Regions from separate parts of the Mus musculus genome. Here region 1 is linked to region 2. The links are chromatin loops, found by intact Hi-C in ENCODE. Cell type or tissue: heart. All regions are shown on one strand.

Region 1 (5,000 bases), 180 kb before region 2:
AACAGAAGAGATAACACGAATGTAAAGAAATATCATGAGTGTTTCCAGGCCCAGGATTACCCTAAACAACATCCTCAGAATAGGTTACATCTAAGTTCTGTAGTCCCTAAGCAGCCAGTTCCTCCTTCCTACCTCAGCCTAGGGCCATTTTAAGATGTCCCCACAGGAGCAGACAAAATGGAGGCATCTTGTCACCTCCTCAGCCTAGAACTGTCACAGGAGTCATCGCTGTGGTGCATCTCCTTTTCCACCTCAGCCTAAAGCCTAGAGGTGGAAAAGGAAACGTGCCACCCCGAAATACTGCTGCAGAAGCTGTCCCACCGTGGCAGTCCACAGCTCCTTTCCAGCCTCTCCGTGATGGCATCTCAGCCAAAGGGGCCTGTGGTCGATTGGTCGGTCGGAAAGGACTTCCTATCCTAACCCATGGGCCCCAAGGCAGAGAAAAAGGTTGAAAATCTACCAATCCCTGAGCAGGAAAAACCCACCAATCGCTGAGCTTCCCACAAAACCTAACCAATCCCTGAGTAGGAAAACTCACCAATACTTATTCTGGAAATCTGTCCGGAAAAGCTCTATCCCCCTAAGAAACCCTATATAAGCCCTTGCCTTTTGTCCAATTCCCTGTTGTCCTATAGTGGGAGCAGAGGGCAGCCATTACTGGATTCGTCCCTCTTCTCTCTGGATCTACCAATAAATCTCTTTTATGCGATTTGCTGCCTGGTGTGACTGATAAGAAGCCAAGAAGCAATGAAGAGAAGCAAACAAGTGGAGTAGGTCTGAGACTCTTGAGCTCCTCAGCTCAGCTGGGAATACCCTCCCCTGGGAGCTGCGAAGGTTTCCTTTCAGAGCTGTGTGGTTCCTGGGCACCAGTGTCTCAGGATGCCCTTCCACTGGGACACCTGCTCCCCTCTTCAGCTGTATGGTCCCTGGGCTTCTGAGGCCCAGGATAGCCTTCCATTAGAAAAGAAACACAAGTTCAGTATTCAGGTATTTTAAAATATCCAAGAGGGGCAGTGTGGTGAGAAGAGACCCGGAAAGAGGAAAAAGAAAGAGAGCACTGATTCTATCCAGTACCATACATAACTTGACTCTACAAAAGAAAAAAAAAGAAAAGAAAAGAAGGAATTACTTTTGGATTTGCTAAGCCAAACCAAACAGAAGCCCTCATACTGTTGGATTGGAATTATTTTTTTTTTCGAAAATAAAAAACAATCCTCATGCTTTTCTTACATAATCATCAGCAAACCACGGCATCCTTTTTATGTACACGGGACCCCATGTTCTACCTGACATTTTATCAATCTGCGTACATCTCTCCCTCCCCACCCCCAACTGGCTAACTTTGAAACCGTGCTAGAGAACACGCTTCAGTAAACACCTAATCAAACTCAGTAATACGGTTCACGCTTAACGACCCCTCCGAGCGGCCGTTCAGGGACCGCGTCCGGGACCCCCGGCGTTCCCAGGGGAGGCGCCGGTTGGAAATCGCCCGTGCCCAGCGCACTTCTGGGCATTCACACCAGACAAGCTATTCTCGCGGTTGCTGGCTTTAGTCAGTTGCAGCCCCAGGCTGGTTCTAAGACCCTTTAAAAGGAAAAGCCCCGGGTGGGTGAGCACACGCCGGCCCGGGTAGCCCAAGAGACTCCGTCCTGCGGGGAAAGAAGACAGCAGCTACGGACCCTGCGGACCGCCGGGCCCGGCCAGTCCTTGTTACGACCCCTCCCTACCCCCGGGGGTGGGACACACCGGGGTCGCTCCCGTCCCATCGGGGGGGGGGGGTCCTCGCCGGTTCCGCCCACGCGCGACCAAACCGGACAGGCAACCGCGGTCAACCGCCCCTTCCCCCACCGTGCCTCCCGCCCCCTCCCCCCACCACGACGCGGCCACCCTGGTCTCTCACCCAGGGACATATCGATTTTGTCCAGGTTCTCATTGCTTCGTGCTTTCGGTGGCGGCGGCGGGGTCGCCGTGGCTCCTACCAACCGGGTGCCAAACCGGTTCATGACTGGGGTTGCGGCGTCGGAGCAGTCAGCCGGGAAGGCCAGAGTCGCAGGCCCGCCGCCTCCCACTCACGCACGCAGACTAGCTGCAGCGCAGAGCGCGCACGCGCGCCGGCGGCGTCCTCGCCCTCCCACCTCCCAGCAGCGGGCGGGGGAGAGGGACTACCGAGACGAGCTGCGGGCGGCTAGAGCGGCCCACGCGAAACTGGCGCCTAGCGGCCCTTACCGGTGCGGGGCGCCGTCCTGGAGCCTCAGCCCAGGGCGCCGGGAATAGCGGCTGTCCTAGCGCCTCGACGGTCCACACCATTGGCAGCGCCTCCGAAACCGAGTCTGAACGACTAGCCTGGCCCTGCTGTTCCGGCCCGTCCTGCTGCGGAAAGGCCCGGCACGCCCCTCTGCAGTGCAGCCTACGGAGGCTGGACAGACCCCTGCGAGCCGAGATTGCAGCGATGGGTCCCAGCTCCCCTGTCCCTGAGTTGCCACGTCTGATAGCAAAGGCTGCAGTGACAGTTCTTGAGTCACCTTAACAATAAAAGTAAATGCTAATGTATCTGTGCCTTGTCTCAGTTGGCACTCTATAAACATTTGGCACGGTACTAGCTACCTTAGTAAGACCTCATCTTCCCTTGGGAGGGTAAGTACTTCTGTTTATTTGGTTGCGTTTTTCTATTACTCAATTGAGTGGCGAAATATATATATTTTCCTTAATCGTCTTTATAGAAAAACTTAATGTTTCCATTCCAGCTTAATAATTCGTTTCCCCTTTACGAAATGTTATTCCCCCCCCCCCTTTTTTTTTTACTTTATTTTCTACAACGCACCTGCGTGGAAGCATGCCTGTTATTCCATCCCCCACATAACAGCTCAAAACCATCTCAGGCATTTTCATCTAAGGAAAAAAAAACAGCGTCAAGTGTTCTGTTCGTGTAGAAATCTCTGCCACCGTTTTCTTCACTTCCTAAAATTTCTTTAGTAGAGACCTGAGCTAGCTTTGTAGTGACCCAAGAAATCTGAAAACCACACTATCCTATATTTAATTTAGTAATGTCACAATCCATGTGATTTGCAAATTCAACAGCCGTGACACATTTTACTATTTTTTGCTTGGAGCTTCCATACTTTAAAACACTTCATATCATGTACAATTGCATCTATTAATAACATATTTTCTAACTTTTACCAGCTGAGACCTGGTTATATTGTATCTACCCTTTTTAGTAAAGATTGTGACAGCTATTGATCCATCTTAAAACTACATACTAATGCTTCTTACGATATGGTTAAAAGAAAAGGCCACTCTTAATTCGTGATTCCATCCAAAAGCATGATGTTTTGGGGTGTTTGATGAATCATAGTAGTCTTATCTTGAGGAAATGTATAATTTTCTATTGAGAATTTGAGAAATACAATCCCTTATTCTCAAAAGTCAAGTTGGGCCAGGTGTGTTTTGCAGTGCCTTTAATTGCAATACTCGGGAGGCAAAGAATAGTGAGTGAATTTCTGTAAGCTGTAAACAAGCCAGGTCATAGTTCCAGGACAATCAGGGCTATGTAAAGATTACCTGTCTCAAAACAACAGCAAAAGTCAAGTTGGTTTTCTTTCCCATGGCAAAACTGTAACTGTATATAGTCAGTTAACATAGCACACACCTATGAGGGCATACAAGAAACTAATGGTAAAAAGTTTGAATTCAGCAAGATTCAACAGTAAAATCTGGCACGTAGAATAGTAGAATAGCTGATGCTTTTGCCACAAGGTCCTTGGGTTTGCTATTTTACTCTCCAACCCCAACCCCTTGAACTGCTAGCAACTGGGGAAGCTAGATTGTAAAGAAGAGTGTGGATGAGGCCAGGCACCTTTGGACTTAGTACTGAGAGGCAGGCAGATCTCAGAGCTCCAGACCAGCCAGAGCTCCACAGTGAGGCTGTCTCAAAACAACCAAACCAAAACCAAACCACCCAACAAGAAAGCTTCTACCGTTCCTGGGTTTATTGAGTACAGCATTTATCATTCTCTTCCGTCACTTGTTATATTACCTTATGGAATGCTATAGGCCTTAGTCTGCATAAGTTATCCTAAGAGTCTTTACAACCCTGAGTTGGGTGGTGGTGGTGGTGCACAACTTTAATCCCAGCAGAGGCAGGCAGATCTCTGAGTTTGAGGCCAGAAACCCTATCTTTACATTTCTGAGATGCTCTAAGCACAAGATGTTTCTCCCTGCATTAGCCCTCTGCCATTAGTTATAACTTCTGCACTCTCTGCTCATTTGTAGAAGTAAACTACAGAAAAGAATTGTAGATTGGTTCTTTTTTTTTTTTTTAAGATTTATTTATTTATTTATTTATTTAATGTAAGTACACTGTAGCTGTTTTCAGGCACACCAGAAGAGGGCATCCGATCTCATTGCAGATGGATCTCATTACAGAGCTACCATATGGTTGCTGGGATTTGAATTCAGGACCTTTGGAAGAACAGTCAGTGCTCTTAATTGCTGAGCCAACTCTCCAGCCCAGCTTTTTTTTTTTTTTTTTTTTTTTGGTTTTTTGAGACAGGGTTTCTCTGTACAGCCCTGGCTGTCCTGGAACTCACTCTGTAGACCAGGCTGGCCTTGGACTCAGAAATCTGCCTGCCTCTGCCTCCCGAGTGCTGGGATTAAAGGCGTGCGTCACACGCCCAGCTCACCTCTGCCTTCTTAGTGCCAATTGTACACTACCATACCCAGCTTGGAAAGTCTGTTTACATTTATTATTGATTGATTGATTGACTGTATATGTGTGTGTGGTGTGCATGTATGTGAGCACATGTAACATGGCACGTGTGGAATCAGAGGACCACTTGTGGGAGTCCATTCTCTCTTTCTACCATGTAGGGATCACACTCTTATTGTCAGACTTAGCAGCAAGCACCCTCACTCACTGAGCCATCTTACCAGCCCATCTTGTTTCTAATCTTCTTTCTAATCTACATGAAAAAGTTAAGGCATTTAGATTTTGAAAGCAT
Region 2 (5,000 bases):
CTGAAGAGCAGACCCACAGCTGCAAACACCTGGACATGGAGCCCTGAGAGTGTCCTTGGCTTGCCCAGGTATCTTCCTCCTCCCTGAAGTGCTCTGTTTAGAGCCCTCCCTCAGTCCCGCTGGGACTTCTCAAAGGGAGGGCACAAAAAGTGGCTGTGTCCCCTGGGAAGTAAGCTCCGCCCGGCCCCAGGTCATTCGCACTGTCTTCCCCTTGGCCCATCTACAGGAATTTGTTCAAAGTGAATCGATCAGTGAATCAAGTGCTTCCTTTCAGAGTTTACTGTGCATGTGTGGGGTGTACCAGGTAGTCACAGCTCAGAGACCTAATGTTCCCGGTCAGGACGCTGGTGAGACGTCTGTGGGAAAGGATTTTAGATTGTCAGGCCCTCTGCAGACCTATGAGCCCCATTACATGTTTGCAAGGCAGTGTCCACTTAGTGCCTCTCAGGCAGTGACAGGGAGGAGAGGCAAGCACAATGGTCCTTAAATGACAGAGCCAGCAGACATTCCTCTCTGCCTTCTCTTCCTCCTTCCCTTGGGTTCAGACTTGCATGGCGGTTTCACCCCTCTCTGCTCTTCCTCCTTGGTTTGTCTCAATCACTTACTTCCCCTGGGGTGACCCGCAGCATTCAGTTCCAACTTTATGACTGCTTCCTGAAGCCTCTGGGCCAGCGCGACAGGGTCACACACGTTTACACACCCTCAGACCGCCAAATCCAATGCCAGAGGTAGCATGTGGTTCTGCAGCAGGAAGAAGCACACACGGGGCACCCCAGCAGGAAAGCCCCAGCAGGGCACCCCTAAGGAAGGCCTCCCCAGCAGGGTGCCCCAGCAGGAAAGCCCCAGCAGGGCACCCCTAAGGAAGGCCTCCCCAGCAGGGTGCCCCCAAGCCAGGCACCCCCAGCAGGGCACCCCAGCAAGGACTCCTCAGCAGGGCACCCCCAAGCCAGGCCTCCCCAGCGGGGCACCCCTAGCAAGGTTCCGCAGGCGTAGCACACCGACGCTCTGGCTCACACTCAGTCTGGGAGACCCTGCAATGGGGAATTGAGCCTCCCCAGTCTCCCTTCTCCACCTCATCCCACGGCTTGATGGTTCCTGTAGTCACCTGCCAAACAGCTGGTTCAAGGTCAGGCTAATTCAAAGCACTAACCCTGGTCTAATCCTGGCTGCTTGCCAGAACAGCATGGACTGCTTTTGGAAAAAGTCTCACCAAGGCCATCACTGTGGTACTAGTCACCAAGCCTGAGGTCAATCCCTGACAGGAGAGAACAGACCTCCACACATGCACTGAGACACATGCGCACACACACACACACACACACACACACACACACACACGCATACACGCACGCACACGCGCACGCGCACGCGCACGCACGCACACGCACACGCACACGCACAGCTAAAGTTAATGTAGGGCTGGAGAGATGGCTCAGGGGTTAAGAGCACTTCTTGCTCTTGCAGGGGACTCAATTTCAGGTCCCAGAAACCTCATGGCAGCTAACTCCAATCTCTAGAGATCTGTCACCTTCTTCTGGTCTCCAAGGGTACTGCATGCATCTGGTGCACAGACATGCATGCATGTCTCTCCATGTCTTGACTGGAGATGCTAAGTGATCAGCTACCTCATGCTCTGTGCCCCATAATCTCTCTATCATGAACCGAAGTTGACCATTGCTTAGGTTGCTTTTGCTAGGCATTTGTGGCTCCAAAGGGCCTGCCAGCTCTCAGCCTCAAGTTAACCAGGCTCCTTTGAGCCCAACACATAGTTATTCTTTACTGTTAGAAGTAACCTGGAGCGGAAAATAGGAGTTTGGATGTAGATCATCCTAGATCGAGACCCATACTTATCAGCTGTGTAACCTCCCTGGCTGCCCTGGAACTCACTCTGTAGACCAGGCTGGCCTTGAACTCAGAGATTCGCCTGCCTCTGCCTCCCCAGTGCTGGGATTAAAGGCATGTGCCACCACCATCTCGCTGAATTTGAGAAGAGCACTGACATCTTAAGCCGACTGAAAGGATCCAATAAATAGAGAATTCCAAGCACAGGTAGTCATCAGAAAAGACATGCATTCTAATGGAGGACAGTAGCTCCCCCTAGGGGACAAGTTGAGAAGTTCAAGAGCTATTTTTATCACAATGCCGGGGTCACAAGGGCAGGGACCCCCCACAACACAGGACAGGGATGCCTGAGAAAAAATGTCCTGTAGTATATGGAACAAAGGAAGGTTTGTACATCTTTTAGACAACCTGAATTTTCCAGGAACTCAACCACTGTGCAAAATTGAGGGAGTTGTCTGTTTTCTCTGGCACCTCACCAAGAGCCGTTAGCTTCTTGGAACTTCTCACAGCACTGCCAGTGTGGTGCCAGTCCCAGGTGCCCACACTAGACACGGGCATCGGACCTTCTAACTGTTCTTGACCCGGGTTTCTCACACTCTAAAGTGCACTCCACTCTCCAGGGTGTATGCATGTGGGTGTGCCTGTGGCCTAAAAGGGTTAGGGGCCTCTCTATCCTTCTTCTCCTTACTCCCTTAAGACAGAGTCTCTCACTGAACCTAGATCTGGACCCAGTCACCCAATCCCACAGCACTGGGGTTAGAGGCATATGTGTGAACATGCCCATCTTTTTTATGTGGTGCTGGGACCCACATTCTCGCTAGCACAGCAAGCACCCTTACCTACTAAGGTTCCTTACCCATCCCCATTCTGGCTTGCTTGAGCCTCAGATGGGCGCTGTCCACAGTGAGTACTTGGGAAACTGAGGGAAAGAAGATCAGGTGAGGGCTGGGGTGGGGGGAGACACCTAGCAGTCACACATGAGGACAGATTACATCATCTTTGATATCCTCCACACTCACGCCACAGTATGAGATACACACAGAGAGAGAGAGAGAGAGACAGACAGACAGACAGACAGAGAGACAGAGAGACAGACAGAGACAGAGAGACAGAGAGAGACAGAGAGAGACAGAGATAGAGAGAGACAGAGAGAGACAGAGAGAGGCAGAGAGAGGCAGAGAGACAGAGACAGAGAGACAGAGAGATGTAATTTTAAAAACAAAACATTTAAAGCTGGGCTCAGCTGCATGTTAGCTGTGACCCTGACCCCCACGTGGGAGAGACAGAGGTAGGCTGGTTCCTGGAGCTAAGGGTCAGTCAACCTAGCCAAACGAGTGAGTTCTGCTCCAGGCTCAGTGAAAGACCCAGTCTTTTGTTGTTGTTTGTTTTATTTTTTTTTGTTTGTTTCAAAAGTGGAAAGCCACTGAAGGAGGTAGCGGACATTGACCTTTGGCATCCACCCCACGTGCACACATACATACCTGCTATACATATTATAGAGAAATATGTACCCTAAATTACAATCACCTGCTAAAACCAACGAACACACAAGCATTTCTCTATGCATCTTAGGTATGGCCGTGTTTATAATAGACACGGTGTCTGTGTCCCAACCAAAAACTGCTCAGTACACGTGAGTCCAGAGAAACCTGGCTTCTCACGAGACAAGCACTTGACAGGTAACTGCTGTGAAGGAGGCAGATATCAGTACCCAACAGCCATGATGACCATGCTCCAACAAAAGAAATACTCTTGACGTGAACATAAAGAGAAAAATCATAGCAGATAGATGAAATATTAAAAGAAGTAAAGTGGAATGAGAAGTGACTCATTGCTGTACCCAGACAACAGTCATCCCTGTGTTAACAACTCTACAGAGCGAAGGTGGAGAGTTGGACTATTGCAGATCTGGAGCTGAGACATCTTGGGCTATCTTTAGCTCCTTTTTAGGTAATCATTGGCTAGATATGGCCTAACATCTGTGTAACTGTGTGGCTATCACATGAACTTACGGTGATGTGGTCATAGACTGCTGGCTTCCACCAACCCAAAAGCTAAGAAGGACGGCAGATGGCATCTGAAGGTTACAGAGGTCTCCTCGATTTGCAATAAGCCGTCTAGCTGATATTTCTGCTGATGTATCTGGAAAGTGCCTAGATTTATCAATTTTTATATTCTGTGACTGTTAAACAAAAACAACAAACAAACAAACAAAAAAAACTTCATGAACTGGAGAGTTGGCTCTGCTCTTCCAGGGGTCCTGAGTTCAATTCCCAGCAACCACATGGTGGCTCACAACCATCTGTAATGGGATCAAATGCCCTCTTCTGGTGTGTCTGAAGGGAGGGACAGTGGACTCACATAAAATAAATAAATAAATCTTTAAAAAAAAAAAAACAACTTTCATGAGACTACTTTTTAAAACAGAACTGAAAACTAAACAATATGAATTATACTGGTGTGTGTGTGTGTGTGTGTGTGTGTGTGTGTGTGTGTTTTCTGCTCTTCTAGAGCACGGCAGCTCACCTGCATGTATAACTCTAGTTCCAGGGGAGCCAATTTCCTTTTCTGGCCTCCCCAGACACACAGGACACACATGTTGCACAAATGTCAGCAAAACACTCACTCCTGCACATAAAATAAAGTAGATAAATCTTAAAATGCTAGTAGTAATAAAACAAAGCCTGAGCTTTATATGTCTTCACTCTCATTCCTCAGCAGACGGGGACCCTTCGGTGTGTCGTCACTGTGTTTGACTTTTGGCGTTGATGTTTGAATTACTCCCTTGAGTTTCATCATCTTGTCTGAGGGTTAGGACAGAATTCCCCAACCCTTCTGAAATGGCCTTAAACACACCTGTTGTCTGATGCTATACGTGTGTGAGGAAGTGTGCACAGCACTGACCATTACAAACTCAAAGCAGTCGATGATCACCAAAGAACACCAAAGTTTCTGTGTCCTGTGGTCTCAGAGTAGCAGAGTTATGTATGGCAGGCACAATATCAAAGGCACAACTCCCACGGCAGCGTCTGAGACTGCCTGAAAAATAGACCAGAGCATCCATCCCACTGGAAAATTAACAAATATTAGGTGGTAGCACTTAACCCCCGCACTCAGAAGGCAGAGGCAGGCGGATTTCTAAGTTTGAGGCCAGCCTG

Evidence for each region. Peaks named below come from ENCODE experiments on the same cell type or tissue, not always from the same donor. Only the 100,000 strongest peaks of a DNase experiment are listed, where the experiment ranks them.
Region 1: it touches region 2 in a loop (4-fold over the local background); 6 of 42 quality-filtered maps call a loop at or near these places.

The regions. Positions count from the first base shown.
Region 1 is chr16:32,874,897-32,879,896 of GRCm38, reverse strand. It overlaps Fyttd1 (forty-two-three domain containing 1), which reads right to left and starts at 2,113. Exons shown (of 9, transcript NM_027226.4): 1 at 1,901-2,113. The coding sequence starts at 2,003. It also overlaps a transcript of Rubcn not described here. In heart, CTCF peaks have their summits at 2,227 and 4,405 (motif pointing right); DNase peaks (open chromatin) are centred at 436 and 2,156; H3K4me3 peaks cover 2,933 bases; H3K27ac peaks cover 1,929 bases.
Region 2 is chr16:32,694,401-32,699,400 of GRCm38, reverse strand. It overlaps Gm34766 (a long non-coding RNA gene), which reads right to left and starts at 734. Exons shown (of 3, transcript XR_384827.2): 1 at 606-734. In heart, a CTCF peak has its summit at 2,120 (motif pointing left); no DNase peak of the experiment used is centred here; H3K27ac peaks cover 567 bases.